2 separate regions of the Homo sapiens genome follow, and region 1 is linked to region 2. Evidence: chromatin contacts called from ENCODE Hi-C or POLR2A ChIA-PET data. All regions are on one chromosome and are shown on one strand. The core of a region is the stretch at or near the end of the contact, and the rest is flanking DNA. Distances in the headings are between cores, read along the strand shown. Region 1 has its middle 20 kb from the start of TNFSF9. Region 2 has its middle 16 kb from the start of TNFSF14.

Region 1 (5,976 bases), core at 2,813-5,312, 100 kb before region 2:
TGTTCCTGCAAAAGACATGATTTCATTTTATTTATTTATTTATTTTTTGAGACAGAGTCTCATTTTGTTGCCCAGGCTGGAGTGCAGTGATGTGGTCATAGCTCACTGCAGCCTCAAACTCCTGGGCTCAAGTGATCCTCCTGCCTCAGCCTCCTGTGTAGCTAGGGCTACAAGAGCGAGCCACTGGGGCTGGCTAATTTTTAAAATTAATTAATTACTTGCTGTGTTGCCCATGCTGGAGTGCAGAGGTGTGATCACAGCTCCCTGCAGCCTTGACCTGCTAGTCTCAAGGAATCCTCCCACCTCAGCCTTCTAGGTGGCTGGTACTACAGGGGTGCACCACCATGCCTAGCTAATTTTTGTGTGTGTGTATATATATATAAAATATACATATATAACATATATTTATATTTATATATATTATATATTTATATTTATATATTATATATAAATATATATTTATATTTATATATATTTATATATATATGTTTTTGTAGAGACAGGGTCTTGCTATGTTGCCCAGGCTGGTTTAGAACTCCTGAGCTCAGGCGATCTGCCTACCTTGGCCTCCCAAAGTGTTGGAATTACAGTTGCGAGACACTGCACCCAGCCTAAATTTATTTTTGTCTTATATTTCTATTTAATATTTGAGGTTGAATATGATGAATAGAAATACAAGCGAAGTAAATAATTTTAAATAATAAAGGCGGGGCATGGTGGCTCATGCCTGTAATCCAGCACTTTGGGAGGCCAAGGTGGTGGATCACTTGAGGCCAGAAGTTTGAGACTAGCCTGGCCAACATGGTGAAATCTTGTCTCTATCAAAAATATGAAAAGTGAGCTGGGCATGGTGGCACGTGCTTGTAGTCCCAGCTACTCAGGAGGTTGAGGCATGAGAATCGCTTGAACCCAGGAGGCGGAGATTGCAGCGAGCCAAGATGGCACCACCACACTCCAGCCTGGGTGACAGAGCCAGATTCTGTCTCCAAAAAGAAAGAATAAATGTGTAAAAAAGAATATTTAATATTATATACATTTATAAATAAACATGTTATTTATATTTTATATTATATATATTTTATTTTATTTTTAACTTTTATTTTTCCAATATATACACTTTTTAAAAATATGCCACTGGCCCTTGAGAAAAAATTTATTTGCACTGCTAGCATTCTTCTACTGCAGTATTAGCATTTCATATAGGCACTACTCTTCCATTTCCTACTTACATTCATTTGGGCTATTGTTACAAATACAGTATGCAATTGAAGAAAACTAATGGGGGGCCCAGTGTGGTGGCTCACACCTGTAATCCCAGCACTTCTGGAGGCCGAGGTGGGCGATCACCTGAGGTCAGGAGTTGGAGACCAGCCTGGCCGATATGGTGAAACTTCTTCTCTAAAAGTACAAAACTTAGCTGGGCATGATGGTGTGCACCTGTAGTCCCAGCTACTTGGGAAGCTAAGGCACAAGAATTGCTTGAACCTGAGAGGCAGAGGCTGGAGTGAGCCGAAATTGAGCCACTGCACTCCAGCCTGGGTGACAGAGCGAGACCCTGTCTCAAAACAAACAAACAAACAAACAAACCAAACACCAAACAAAAAAACCCAAAAAACAAACTAGTGGGGAAACGAAGCTTTATATATGTTTTTCCTCTTTACAGCTTCTCAATATCATGCCATTTAAGTGAAAATTTATATGGACATTTTCTGTACATATCTTGAAGGGCAGAGATTACACTGATAAAACCAAAATAATTGTGCAAGGCTGGGTGCAGTGGCTCATGCCTGTTATCCCAACACTTTGGGAGGCTGAGGTGGGTGGATTACCTGAGGTCAGGAGTTTGAGACCAGCCTGGGCACCATGGCGAAACCCTGTCTCTACAAAAAATATAAAAATTAGCCAGGCGTTGGTGGTGCACACCTGTAATCCCAGCTACTCAGAGGCTGAGGCAGGAGAATTGCTTGAATCCAGGAGGCAGAGGTTGCAGTGAGCCAAGATCGTGCCACTGCACTCCAGCCTGGTCAACAGAGTGAGACCCTGTCTCAAAAAAAAAAAAAAAAAAAAAAAAAAAAAAAAAATCCCAAAGCATTTAATTTGACCAAAAACCTCTGTAAATAGAAATACTCAGAATGTTCTTTAGTTAGCTCTCTCTCAAATATCAAGGGTGCACTGAGTTCAGGGCAGAAATCACGTGTGAATTAGTTCCAATGGTATACAAACACATGGAAACACTAAATTAAAAGCTGCCTTCCTCAAAGTGTAGTGAGGCCTCAAAACCACTCTAACTGTAACCTCAGTCACCAAGACAGAGGACAGACTGAACATTTACCTCTGCATAACAAATGTGGCTCTGGCACACCTGTTATCTATCCAAATTATTAACTTTCTTTGCCTTTCTAGAAAAAGGCCTATTATTGAACATTAACCATATTCTAATTTTAAATGTAATTCATTTCTTAAAAAAAACCACTGTCTCTGAACAGATAAAAATGGCTTACATAGGCCAGGTGCAGTGGCTCACACCTGTAATCCCAGCACTTTGGGAGGCCAAGGTGGGTGGATTGCCTGAGCTGAGGAGTTCGAGACCAGCCTGGGCAACACAGTGAAACCCCATCTCTACTAAAATACGAAAAGCTGGGCATGGCCGCGTGTGCCTGTAATCCCAGCTATTCGGGAGGCTGAGGCAGGAGAATCACTTGAATCTGGGAGGTGGAGGTTGCAGTGAGCCAAGATTGTGCCACTGCACTCCAGCCCAGGCGACAGAGCAAGACTCCCTCTCAAAAAGAAAAAAAAAAAAAAAGGCTTACGTAATACTGTTACAGAATCTTTAGGGTGTCACATTTCTGGTCGGAAATATCTGTGTCCCCTGGCACCTTTGCCAGAGTTCTTGTCTTGTGTCCAGGAAGAATGAGTTACACAGGGAAGTGGAGGGTGAACAGGATGAAGAGGAGTTTTATTGAGTGTTAGAACAGCTCAGAGAAGACCAAAGTGGGCAGCTCCTCTCTGTAGACAGTTCATTCCATTGAGTGCTCAGCTCTCAGCAGAGAGGAGACCCCAGAGAGGGTAGTTCCTCTCTGGTCCTCCTGATGGCTGCAGGTCTCAGCAGAGAGGAGGCCTTGGAGAGGGTGGCTTCTCTCTGCCCAGCAGGTCATCCCATCCTCACTGCAGCTTTCAGCAGAGAGTGTAGCTCCTTTCTGCAGCTGGTCGTCAGGTCATCTCCAGCTATTAGCACAGAGAGTGGCTTCTCTCTGCAGCTGGTCATCTGGACGTCTCTCTTTTTCTCTGCCCTGCTCTGGCTGAGCCTGGGGCTTTTATGGACCTCAGAGGGGATGCAGTGTGTGCCGACTGGTCCATTAACAGCCATGCATGGGCCTGGAAAAGGCATCACAAGTCCCCACTCTGGTCCACAGGTCTGGTGGCCCTCAGCCTTCAGGCCCTCCCTGGCCTGAAGGTGGGGTCTTAGCGAGGACTTGCTCCCTTCTGCCAGGAATCAGTCTGCCTCCTGCTGCCGTTCATGGCCCCAGGTTGGACCCTGACTTTGCTCCAAGATCAGAGCAGGCGCTGAGAGCAGGGAGAAACCAGGCAGTGGGAGCAGGTGCTTTGGAGCCTGCAAGGGCAGGGGGGCCTCCCTGGCCCCCCAAGAGCACAGGGAGGCTTGAATCTGCGGCCACAACTTGGGCGGCTGCAGAGGCCCAGGATGCAGCTTCAGGTGCTCCCCCTTGCAAGCTGGGGCGGGGATTCCTGATCCTTGCCGGGCCTGGGCTGGCGCCCAGGGCAGGGGCAATATCACCACGAACTGCCCCTGTTGCCCCGGCACTCAGGGGCAGCCTGTGGGGAGCTGATCCTGGCCCCAGCCTGGCCACGGGGAGTGGCAGGCTTGGTGGTCGCTCTGATGCGGGGTGGACCCCAAGAACACGGCTGGCAAGCCCTGCACAGAGCCTCCTCCTGATGCCTAGGAACCCTGAACCCTCTGCGGGGTGGGTGCAGTGGCTGCGCGGCTGGCTAGTCCCCAAAGAGGGCGCTGCTCCCTCTTCCTGCCCCCGCCCCCAAAGCACGGCCCCAGCTCCACATCCGGGCCCCTCTCTGCCCGACCGCGCTGCTCCAGCAGGGCGTGGGCTCCAGAGGGCTGTGGGCTGCGTGGCCGGGGAGCTGTCAGCCTCCTCCCTGGGCCCTCCCTGCAGCAGCCATGTGATGGCAGCAGCCAGACAGCCCACCACAGCCATCAATACCACACGAATTTTCACAATAAGCTGGACAAACTTTCCCTGGTGGAAAAATTAGTCTGTGGCCGGGTGTGGCTGGCCCTGGCTCTCCCAGGAGGTTTTCATGACGTAACCTGCCAATTTGATAAATCTCTGCCTCATAGAGTCACAAACGTTCTTCTCTAGATGAGAAGTTCTCCATGATTCCATAAATATAAATTTTAAAAAATTTAACCTGGGGCCGGGCGCGGTGGCTCATGCCTGTAATCCCAGCACTTTGGGAGGCGGAGGTGGGTGGATCACCTGAGGTCAGGAGTTCAAGACCAGCCTGGCCAACATGGTGAAACCCTTGTCTCTACTAAGAATACAAAAATTAGCTGGGCGTGGTGGTGTGTGCCTGTAATTCCAGCTACCCAGGAGGCTGAGGCAGGAGAATCGCTGGAACCTGGGATGCGGAGGTTGCAGTGAGCCAAGATCACGCCACTGCACTCCAGCCTGGGTGACAGAGCAAGACCCCGTCTCAAAAAACAAAACAAAACAAAACAAAAAAAACAAAAACTAACTTTAAGTTCAGGGGTACATGTGCAGGTTTGTTATATGGGTAAACCTGTGTCATGCGGGTTTGTTTTACAGGTTATTTCACCCAGGTGCTAAGCCTAGTATCCATTAGCTATTTTTCCTGATCCTCTTCCTCCCCCAACCCTCCACCGTCTGATAGGCCCCAGTGTGTGTTGTTCTCCTCTATGTGTCCATGTGTTCTTATCATTTAGCTCCCACTTATAAGTGAGAACATGCAGTATTTGTTTTTCTGATCCTGCGTTAGTTTTCTAGGGATAATGGCCTCTAGCTCCATCCATGTTCCTGCAAATGACATGATCTCGTTCTTTTTTATGGTGCATAGTATTCCGTGGTGTATATGTACCATATTTTCTTTATCCATTCTACCATTGATGGCCATTTAGGTTGGTTCCACGTCTTTGCTATTGAGAATATGCTGCAATGAATATATGCATGCACGTGTCTTTATAATAGAATGATTTATATTCCTTTGGGTTTACACCTAGCAGTGGGATTGCTGGACTGAATGGTAGTTCTGTGTTTAGGTCTTTGAGGAATCCTCACACTGTTTTCCACAATAGTGGAGCTAATTTACATTCCCACCAACAGTGTAAAAGCGTTCCTTTTCTTAGAAGACAATACCTTTTTTTGTTGTTGTTGTTGTTGAGACGGAGTCTCCCTCTGTTGCCCAGGCTGGAGTGCAGTGGTGTCATCCCAGCTCACTGTAACCTCCATCTCCCGGGTTCAAGCAATTCTCCTGTCTCAGCCTCCCAAGCAGCTGGGATTACAGGCTTGCATCACCACGCCCAGCTAATTTTTGTATTTTTAGTAGAGATGGGGTTTCACCCTGTTGGCCACGCTGGTCTCGAACTCCTGACCTCAAGTGATCCACCCACCTCAGCCTCCCAAAGTGTCAGGATTACAGGCGTGAGCCACCGTGCCCAGGCAAGAAGGGAATATCTTAATGACAACTTCTCCCCGCCGCTTTCCTCGCCAAAATTCTTCACATTCACCTTTGCCAGTGTTCCTGTAACAACAATAGTTTTCACAATTGTTCTCTGAACAAGCAATGGTAGACCTGATCCAGAGCCTGATATTGTCATATCATAAATTAAATCTTTTAATGTAGTTCCCTCTGAAATAAAAGGATAATCTTTTTTTTTTTTTTTTTGAGACGGAGTCTTGCTCTGTCGTCCAGGCTGGAGTGCGGTGG
Region 2 (5,445 bases), core at 1,630-4,129:
TTCTCTGTGCCTGGATTTCCCCATCCATAAAATAGGAGTCAAAATAGTACCTCCCTGCAAGGTTATTGTGAGAATTAAATAAGTTAAAGTGAATGAGTAACACTTATCATGGTGCATAGTGAGTACTCCAGAAATGTGAAGTATAATTAATATTACTATTACTTAAAAACAACAGCACAAGTATGATGATGAAAGGCGACTGGCATTCAGCCTCAGTGTGAGAGACAACTGGGAGTGGTGGGGACTGTGGTGAGCTGCTGAGCCCATGCCCTATCCAAAGGAGACAGCCACTATCCAACCTGGGCTGTTGTCACAGCTTCTACCTCCCCAAGAAAACCCAGAAATCTGGATTTGTCCATGTCTATGTGAAAATTTTCTTTTTTCTTTTTTTTTTTTTTGAGATGGAGTCTTGCTCTGTCTCCCTGTCTGGAGTGCAGTGGTGCAATCTTGGCTCACTGCAACTTCCACCTCCTGGATTCAAGCAATCTTCCTGTCTCAGCCTCCCGAGTAGCTGGGACTACAGGCACATATCCATATGCCTGGCTTGTGGGTGAAACACCCATAGGGTTTCACCATATTGGTTAGGCTGGTCTCGAATTCCTGACCTCAGGGGATCCACCCACTTCAGCCTGCCAAAGTGCTGGGATTACAGGCGTGAGCCACCCACGTGCAAAATTTTTGAATATTTATATAATGGTTACCAATTCCCATTTAAAAAACACACTAGATGTGGCCTGTGAATGTAAGGCCACTTTTGATGTAATAACTGAAAAGAATCAGAAATTTAAATGTGCACATGATTACAGCATGCTTACAAAAAGAATAGCTACGAAGGATTCAAGAGCTCACTGTGGGCCAAGCTCTGTAAAAGTACCTAAGGGTTCAAGCCATGTAATCTCACAATAAGCAGGGTAAGGTAGAGGCCACTTTTCATCGTCTTTTAAAGATGAGGAAACTGAGGCCCAGAGATGCCAAGGATGAATACTAAGGTCACCCATCTGGGAAGTGACAGAGTGGGGATTTGACCTCAGGGGGTCTGGCTTGTAAAGGAACATAGAAAATATCAGAACCCTCAACCTCTTTGTGCAAAAGGGAAGGCTAAGCTTGGAGGCTGAGTCATTGTCACATCCTCATCCAATGAATAGCTGTCACTGGTTTTATGTATCAGCTATATCCCCCCACCCCCAAAAGTAAAAGGCCTCAGGCATCTATGAAGGGCTAATCCCCACAGATCTTTCCTCAGGAAATTCTTTGCTGGCTTCCTATAAACAAGAACATGAAAATGTTAACTTTAGGTCTGCAATCTAAAGCTAAAGTCTGTTCCATTTCACAGTGACAACGTCAATTACAAGCTTATCTTCCCAGGTGAAAGACAAAGACAAGACAAGATTAGTCATTGCTCCCTTCCTCTTCAAACATTCACCTTAGCTTATGTAAAATGTAGATTTACTGGGCACTAACTAAAGTCTCATAAGAATGTAAGGGTTTGCCTTACTGCCTACCTGCCTTTCTTCCTCAGTGCCATTCCCCTCTTTAAGGAAATGTGTAGGCCGGGCACGGTGGCTGATGCCTGTAATCCCAGCACTTTGGGAGGCCGAGGCAGGTGGATCACCTGAGGTCAGTCAGGAGTTCGAGACCAGCCTGGCCAACATGGCAAAACCTCGTCTCTACTAAAAATACAAGAATTAGCCGGGCATGGTGGCGGGCTCCTATAATCCCAGCTACTTGGGAGGCTGAGGCAGGAGAATTGCTTGAACCCAGGGGGTGGAGGTTGCAGTGAGCCGAGATCATGCCACTTCACTCCAACCTGGGTGAAAGAGCAAAGCTCCGTCTCAACAAAAAAAAAAAAAAAAAAAAAAAGGCCGGGCGCAGTGGCTCAAGCCTGTAATCCCAGCACTTTGGGAGGCCGAGGCGGGTGGATCAGGAGATCAGGAGATCGAGACCATCCTGGTTAACACGGTGAAACCCCGTCTCTACTAAAAATACAAAAAAAATTAGCCGGGTGTGGTGGCGGGCGCCTGTAGTCCCAGCTACTCGGAAGGCTGAGGCAGGAGAATGGCGTGAACCTGGGAGGCAGAGCTTGCAGTGAGCCGAGATCCCGCCAGTGCACTCCAGCCTGGGCAACAGAGCGAGACTCCGTCTCAAAAAAAAAAAGAAAAGAAAAGAAAAGAAAAGAAAAATGTGTAAATATGAAACCTCCTGAAACTTCTTTGGAAAAACAGCCACAGAGGCAACTGTGGCTGGTGATTTTCCCAGATGTGTGCTAAAGCTGGCTTCAGAAACCTTGATCAATTGACTCTTGCCCCTGTCTCACATTCTGGTCATCAGGCTCCAGGATAAGAACCATCCTGCTTCTCTGCAACGATGCGTCTCAAGTGTTCAAATGCTGTGGCATTCCCCAGGAGGAACATAGCGTCCTACTATGAGATTAATCATTTGTTTTCTTGGCCAGGCATGGTGGCCTGTAATCCCAACACTTTGGGAGACCGAGGCAGGTGGATCACCTGAGGTCAGGAGTTCAAGACCAGCCTGGTCAACATGTTGAAACCCCATCTCTACTAAAACTACAAAAAAAAAAAAAAAAAAAAAAATTAACCAGATATGGTAGCGTGTGCCTGTAATCCCAGCTACTCAGGAGGCTGAGGCAGGGGAATTGCTTGAATCTGGGAGGCGGAGGTTGCAGTGAGGCAGGATCGCGCCACTGCACTCCAGTCTGGACGACAGAGTGAGACTGAGTCTCAAAATAATAATAATAATAATTTGTTTTCTCATCATTGCTTCTTTACTTCTACCACCTCTTGGTCTTGGCAAGAGATGAAGAGGGGGGAGGATTTCCTGCCCAGGGGGTGGGGGTAGGGTGAGGACGGTGGACTTCAGGTCCTGAGGAAGAGCTGATGGTGGTGGTGGGTTGGTGGGTGCGGTAAGGAGGCAATCTGAAAAGAAGCTGGAGCGCAGGAGGCGAAAAGAGGAAATGAGGTAGATAAACTTCTCAGAAGTGAAAAGTAGGTTAGCAGCCTGGTATAGGAGGTCTCTGTCCCTATACTTTATTGAAGGTCAAGTACGGGTGTACAGTCTCTTGTTGCACCAGCTTCTGTCTTTGTGGGGTTTTTCCTTGTTCTCCTCCCATCTTTTCCTCCCCTCCCTGTCTTTCCTTTCTCTCCTCTCTTTCCCCTTCATCTCCTTCCCCTCTCCACTCCTCCTCTGGCTCTCCCCTTTTTTCCCTCTCCATCCTCCTCCTCCTCCTCCTGCCACCTCCTCCTCCTTTCCCCCTCTTTCTTCATCTGCCCTTCCCCATCTCTTTCCATCCTCCTCCTCACCCACGTCTCCTTCTTCCTCTCTCTCCAGCTCCTCCAGGTTGAGAGACGCCTCCCAGAATGATTTTTGGAGGCTAAACTTAGCAAGAGGTTCCATCCCCACGCGGAAGTTGGTAGCTGCTGGTGACTTTTATCAATACATGCTCTCCACACCTTGGTTTCCTCATCAAAGCCACAGAAACAGAAAGACTGTGATGAGAGTGAAGGAAACTCCAGCGGGGGTTGGGGCCAGGCGCTGGGGGCTCTCCTACCTCCCACCAGCCCAGCAAGGGCAGGGAAGGCAGGAAACTGCCCTGAATCCACTGCGTACCCTTGGCAGAGGTAAAGGGCATCCTTGCCTCTCTCGGTCCACAGTTCTGCGTCTAAGATGTGCAGACAGTAACAGCTCCTGCCCGAAGCCAAAAGATGCATATAAATGTATAACTCACACAAGACGCCTAGGCCTTGAATAGGCCGGGCACGGTGGCTCAAGCCTGTAATCCCAGCAGTCTGGGAGGCTGAGGGGGGTGGATCACCTGAGGTTGAGAGTTCGAGACCAGCCTGGCCAACATGGTGAAACCCCGTCTCTACTAAAAATACAAAAAGAAAAAAAAAATTAGCTGGTTGTGGTGGGCGCCTGTAATCCCAGCTACTGGGAGGCTGAGGCAGGAAAATCACTTGAACCCGGGAGGCAGAGGTTGCAGGTTGCAGTGAGCTGAGATCACAACATTGCACTCCAGCCTGGGAGACAGAGGGAGACTCAGCCTCAAAAAAAAAAAAAAAAAGAAAGAAAGAAATTCATTTATGTTTCATATATACCTTGTACACATAGACTGAAGATAATTTCATAAAATAGTATTAATAATTTTGTGCATGACACAAAGTTGGTGTACACTGAACCATTTGAAAGCAAAGGTCACTGTCTCAGCCACCCATGTGGACAATCTGTGGTTGCTTGGCATCATCATCATTCCTTTTATTTATTTATTATTTTTATTTTTATCTTTTTTTGAGACAGAGTTATGCTCTGTTGCCCAGGCTAGAGTGCAATGGCGTGATCTCAGCTCACCGCAACCTCCACCTCCTGGATTCAAGCGATTCTCTTGCCTTAGCCTCCCAAGTAGCTGGGATTACAGGCACGTGCCACCATGCCCAGCTAATTTTGTATTTTAGTAGAAATGAGGTTTCACCATGTTGACCAGGCTGGTCTCGAGCTCCTGACCTCAGGTGATCCACCTGCCTCGGCTGGAATTCCAAAGTGCTGCGTTGTAACCGGGCAAGTTATAGAGAAACGCCACACTCTTAGACTAATTAAGGAGTCCTTTATTAGCCGGCGACTGAGAGATGGCTAGCGCTCAAAATTCTCTCAGCCCCGAAGAAGGGGCTAGGTTTCTTTTTATACCTTGGTTTAGAAGGGGAGGAGGGAGCAGAGCTGAAGCAATTTTATGGAAGCAAAACAGGCAAGAAAATTAAAAAGATAAATGGTAAAAGGAAAACAAACAGTTCCAGGTGCAGGGGCTTTAAATCTATCACAAGGTGATAGACGCGGGGGCTTTGGGTGCTATCAACCGGACGAATTCCTGGGAATTGTGGATATAGCTTGTCACAGTATCTTATCAGTAATCGCATTCTTGGATGTGCTGGGAGTCAGCTTAAGTCCTTGAGGAAGGGGGGTGGGTGAGGGACTGCAAATGAAGGAGCCAAAATGGAGTCTGTCTGGCTTTCTCAGCTAAGGGAGGGTCAATCAGGTTAAAAACAAGGTAGGGTATGACATTCCCCACTCGTGTTTTGGGGAATCGAATCATTGATTCCTCGGTTATAACAAGGGGGTTATATTGGGTCCTAAGATACATAAGTTTGACAGAAGCTATGCGCTGCTTTATAAAGTTAAGAACCCATTTAATACACAAGGCCTGAAGACTAACAAGAGGAGGAGAATGGGTCCTGCCAATCCAGTAATGAGAGTCGTCAGCCATGGATTCCAATTAAGCATGTTTTGGTACCAGGGGGTGTTATTTTCTCGTTTTTGCTGGCATCTATCTAGATTTTCTCGAACTTTTTGGAGAGTATCTTTTATGACTCCAGACTGATTGGCATAGAAACAACGACTCTCTCCTAGAGCTGTGTGTAGCCCTCCTTGGGAGAGAAATAG

The links. A loop is a pair of places that touch in the nucleus more often than their neighbours do. ChIA-PET counts read pairs that join two places held with the same protein, here RNA polymerase II (POLR2A). Pooled maps may share reads with other maps.
Region 1: a pooled map shows a loop between it and region 2 (2.1-fold over the local background). The contact joins two enhancer-like sites. A Hi-C loop is called at or near these places in 2 of 50 pooled maps. POLR2A ChIA-PET finds 5 or more read pairs at or near these places in 5 of 52 experiments (GM12878, Panc1, WTC11 and 1 more).

What each region holds. Positions count from the first base shown.
Region 1 is chr19:6,548,042-6,554,017 of GRCh38, forward strand. It overlaps the pseudogene TGFBR1P1. Among named protein-coding and RNA genes, the nearest start is that of TNFSF9, 20 kb to the left of the region's middle. RefSeq lists an enhancer at 3,856-3,925. Within about 2 kb of position 4,063, at least 4 of the 41 ENCODE cell types and tissues checked have a DNase peak (open chromatin) inside an H3K27ac peak, as active enhancers do.
Region 2 is chr19:6,651,577-6,657,021 of GRCh38, forward strand. No RefSeq gene overlaps it. Among named protein-coding and RNA genes, the nearest start is that of TNFSF14, 16 kb to the right of the region's middle. Within about 2 kb of position 2,880, at least 3 of the 41 ENCODE cell types and tissues checked have a DNase peak (open chromatin) inside an H3K27ac peak, as active enhancers do.